2 separate regions of the Homo sapiens genome follow, and region 2 is linked to region 1. The links are chromatin loops, found by intact Hi-C in ENCODE. Cell type or tissue: B cell. All regions are shown on one strand.

Evidence for each region. A loop is a pair of places that touch in the nucleus more often than their neighbours do. Peaks named below come from ENCODE experiments on the same cell type or tissue, not always from the same donor. Only the 100,000 strongest peaks of a DNase experiment are listed, where the experiment ranks them.
Region 2: a loop joins it to region 1, with 1.9 times the contacts of the local background. A loop is called at or near these places in 1 of 110 quality-filtered maps.

What each region holds. Positions count from the first base shown.
Region 1 is chr1:158,245,621-158,248,120 of GRCh38, forward strand. No RefSeq gene overlaps it. Among named protein-coding and RNA genes, the nearest start is that of CD1A, 7.6 kb to the right of the region's middle. In B cell, a CTCF peak has its summit at 1,266 (motif pointing right); a DNase peak (open chromatin) is centred at 1,251; H3K4me3 peaks cover 172 bases; H3K27ac peaks cover 155 bases.
Region 2 is chr1:158,393,658-158,396,157 of GRCh38, forward strand. No RefSeq gene overlaps it. Among named protein-coding and RNA genes, the nearest start is that of OR10T2, 4.6 kb to the right of the region's middle. In B cell, no CTCF peak of the experiment used is centred here; DNase peaks (open chromatin) are centred at 1,164 and 1,744; H3K4me3 peaks cover 946 bases; H3K27ac peaks cover 547 bases.

The sequences.
Region 1 (2,500 bases):
TATCCTTTAGTTATTGCTAGAACTGGTGAGAACTACTAAGCATGGCTAAAAAGATGTTGTCTGATTGCCCAAGAATTCTCATCAGCTTCTCACTGAGGAGTTAGGAGAAGTTGATACCTGAATGAGGTGTCATATGTGGTGCTCATTATGTCCAGGCAGTTTTAATCCTTTTTTATACCTTCATACATTCCTGAATTAAAAAATCACTTGAGATATTCTCACGAATATATGGTCTCACTGTCTAGGTCCTGCCTGATTATTGCAGACAAAAGTCTTGTGCTCAGAGTGAGCAAAGCCCTGCAAACAGTGAAAATATGGAGAAGAAAGATTTAATCAGGTTCATTCATTTCCCTATACTTTCTCTCATGAGAGAATTATCACACTCTATGACTGATTTACAGGTTTCTTTCTGTAGAGTTTGAGCTTTTATCTGTCTACTCTTTGTAATCTAAGTGTTTAGCATAACATTTGATATTTGTAGATGATTGTTTATAACTGAAATATAATAACTGAAATATAATAAAAAGGAACTTTGCTTTCTATTGTCTTATATTCTGAGTTACCTACATCTTTAAGTTTTTTTCTTCACTATGAAAAATAAAGATTATTTTAAAAACTCATTAATTCTGCTTTGGTGCTTTTGCCTTTTCTGAATCTAAACATTCATGTCTTTCATTATTTCTGGAAAATTTTCAGCCATGCTTTCTTTAAATATTTCCTCTTCCAATTGTGTGTTTTGTCTTTTAATGAAATTCCTATTGGGCTCATATTGGATTTCATACTAATTTTCATATATCTTAACTTCTTTCGTATTCAACACTTCTTTATCTCTATATTGCATTAGAGGAAATTCTTCAGCTCTCCCAATTTAGAAGTCTTTTTAAATTGCTTTCTGTCTTTGTTGTTTAATCTACTCATTGAGTTTTTATAGTAATTAGCGTTTATATTTCTAGAAGTTTAATTTGCTTTAAAATATGTTTGATATTTTTTGATAATGTCTTTTCAAACCTTTTGACTTTAAGGTTTTAAAATATAAATTCCTCTATATGTGATATCTTAGGGAAATGAAACTATTTATTCTGTCTGCCAACTTTCCTTCATCATGGAATCTTTCTCCCTGTGCTAAGTTTGGATGGTGACCTCATCTTAGGAAAGGCTTTTTGTGAAATATCCTTTGCAGCTTGTATTGAGGGTGGTTCTCTTGAGATAACTTTGCTTTAAATTCCACCAGGTGGCACACCTGGAATTACATTTGTTTTGTTTTGTTTTGTTTTGTTTTGAGACAGAGACTTGCTCTGTCGCCCAGACTGGAGTGCAGAGGCGCGATCTTGGCTCACAGCAACCTCCGCCTCCTGGGCCCAAGAGATTCTCGTGCCTAGGCCTCCTGAGTAGCTGAGATTACAGTTGTGCGCAACCACGCCTGGCTAATTTTTGTCTTTTTAGTAGTGACAAAGTTTCGCCATGTTGGCCAGGCTGGTCTGAAACTCCTGAACTCAGGTGATCCGCCCGCCTAGGCCTCTCAAAATGCTGGGATTATAGGTGTGAGCCACTGTGCACAGCATGGAATTACTTTTAAAATTAATTTCTTAGTTTGTGAATTTCAGGCTCATGCAAGTAGATACTTTTGAACTTCAAACTCAGACCTGTGATTAGCAATTCTCAGAAGGAGAAAAACCAAAAAACAATCCAATCCATATAATTGGATGGATTTTTTTTCTACTCTATTTGTCCATTCTATCACTGAAGTGAGGATATAGCAGAAGCCTCAGTTGCAAGTCTTATTACCTATTTTTTTTTTTTTAAATCCTAAGGCCTTGTTTCCTGATCCAAGTGACTAACAGTAGCCAAACTCCTAGGGATCTATACAAGACAATGCTTAATATGTCCAGGTGTGGATCCTGTTTGCCTTTCTGGGTTTCCATTTCTTTGCCCCCTAGAGAGCTTTCTTTATTTCATTGTAAATGCAGCTATGCATTTAAAAATAATTTTTAAAAATCTTGCATTTCTGGGTGTTTTGTGTTAGTATGTCTTTGCAGGTCATGTAGTGTGCTGTCTTTCCAGAAGCAGAATCCCTGGCTGTTTTATGTGTTACGCACAGAAATCCAAGGGTCATGTGACAAGGCAATGCTTCAGGTTAGGAAAGTGAGTCCAGGAGGAGGGACTGAGGTTAGATTGAATGGATAGGAAGTATGAGAAATTGAAGAGGAGGCTCTGGGAGCTGAGATAAAGGCTAAGGGAGGATGACAGTGAAGACAGAGAAGAGAGAGAAAGGTGGAGGAAGAACACATGTATGGGAAGGAACAGGAGCACAGTAAGACACAAAGAATAAGCCATAGTGATATTAGAGACTATTCAGTTCTTTCAATCTAGTTATTTTACAGATAAAGAAACTGAGGCCAAAGTGTTAAGGATCTCTCCAATTCAACACCTCCAACAGGTGTCCCATGTGGGGGTTCATCTTGACTCAGTCTACAGCTCCTTTTACTGTAAGAGATGTGCG
Region 2 (2,500 bases), 150 kb after region 1:
TCAAGCAGAACTAGCTGGAAACCAGGCTTCGGAGTTTTCGTGCCGAGTCATACGTTCATGGAAAAACTCCCTTAAATGCCATAGTTTCAGACTGAAAGAAGAGTAGGAGTATGATTTTTAAAAAATATGCGTTCTGGGATTGGAAACTATATGTACATATCATATACTTGTGTATTTGGGTATTTTTTTTTTTTTACCTCAGTCACATATATACTTCTTCCAATTCATTAAAAGTTGCTGATTATACCCAGTTTTGTCGTTATACATGTCAAATATCTGATAATGTTGTCTGGTCACTTAGTTTCTACCCAGGACCAGTAAGTAGTAAGCCAGAAACTTTTTAAAAACATTTTTAAAATTTTTATTTCAGTAGTTTTTGGGGAACAGGTGGTGTTTGGTTACATGATTAAGTTCTTCAGTGGTGATTTCTGAGATTTTGGTGCACCCATCACAGGAGCAGCGTACACTGTACCCAGTGTGTAGTCTTTCATACCTCACCCCCTCCCAACCTTCCCTTCCAGTCCCAAAAGTCCATTGTATCATTATGCCTTTGCATCCTCATAGCTTAACTCCCACTGGTATGTGAGAACATGTGATGTTTGGTTTTCCATTCCTGAGTTACTTTACTTAGAATAATGGTCTCCAACTCCATCCAGGTTGCTGCAAATACCATTATTTTCTTTCTTTTTATGGCTAAGTAGTATCAGAAGCTTTTTCTTAAATAAAAATAAATACTTGCTAAAAGAGCCAGAATTTTAATCTGACATCAGTATTGTAGTATGAAAAATATTTTTCTTTATTATTCAGTTTCTTTTAGTTCTTTATTAGTTGCAAAAATAATTAACTATATAATACAAAGGGAATAATTTTAAAAAAATAAGCAAATTTAGTTTTTAAATAATAAAAAACTCAAAAGAACCATTTACATTTTGAACTTTTTGTTAAAACACCTATATTTATAATAAAATATTAATTATTTAACATTTATATTAATGTATGATTTTAGAAAAACAATGGGCAAAAAAATAAAAAATCTTACAATCTCTTCTTTCAAGAGAGCTTTTCTTTCTCCACGATAAAAATGTGATATTCACATCATTAAAAGTGAAAGAAAACTATGACTTCCTCTTTTGAGACATGAAATAGGTACTTTCCTAGGTTACTTAATGGAGACAGCAAACATAAATTGTTTTCCTTAAAATTAACACTCTATTGAGACCATCCTGGCTCACACAGTGAAACCCCGTCTCTACTAAAAATACAAAAAATTAGCCAGGTGTGGTGGTGGGCACCTGTAGTCCCAGCTACTCGGGAGGCTGAGGCAGGAGAATGGAGTGAACCCGGGAGGCGGAGCTTGCAGTGAGCGGAGATCGTGCCACTGCACTCCAGCCTGGGTGACAGAGAGAGACTCCGTCAAAAAAAAAAAAAAAAAAATATATATATATATATATATATATACACACACACATATATAAACGCTCTAGTTAAATGTAACATTTTATGGAACACTTCAAGTAATCTTCCTTTTCAAGCTTACATTTTCATTGTTTATTACTGAAAAGATAACAGCTGCTATGGAATACCCTGCTAGAGGAAGTATACTGTCAGTCCTAATTTCAAATTTTTTTTCTTTAATTTTTCCATTTTTCTAGTGAGAAAACCACCTTCAAATCACCAGAAGCAATTTTCACAGGTAGGTAGACACACTTGAAAAGGTATATAGGGGAGACCCTAAAGTTGCAAGTGTATATTTGCCTTACAAGTGATTTGTCCCATTGTTTTGGGGAAGAAAAAGGGTAATTAGATCTTTCAACTTTTTTCTTGTACATATTTAGTGGATACAGTGTAATGTTTTGATACATGTACACATAATGTTATGATCAGATTGTCTTCTGAGTGTTTGAAAGGAGCAGCTCTTGTGTAGTAGACACTTATCCCCATGGAGAAAAGAGTGATGGAAACTTGGGGTCTGAAGTGCTTACACAACAGAACAAATTCTGACTCAGTGTTCCTGAGGAAAGCTGGTGGTTCATACAGAATTGTGAATGGGAATTAAAGGGGGGCATAGTTGAAACCTGGAGAGAACAAGTGTGAGAGAGTCTTAATTTACCTGGGAGAAATTAATATCCCTCAAAGAACCATGCCTGTTGGGAAGCCCATTGTGATGAGTGAGAAAACCAGCACTGCCTGTCAGCCATGTAGGAACAATCCTACTGATGATACTGTGGATGGCAGGGGGGACAGCAGCACATAGTGAACCAGCTGTCTCTTGTCTTTGGTATGGAAACCACTCTGATTCCCCTTTTAAATGTGTAAATCCACAGGGTTTCCAAAAAATTCAGGATAGAACGCCTCGAGAAGGAAATAGTGAATTTCTTGCTAACAAGGCATCTGGGGGGTTGAGGAATAACTTGGACAAACAAGAGTTGTAACTGCATACACATCTTTCTTAAATTGTAGAACAGTTTATAAAATCATATGGACTTAGTTTTAAATGAAA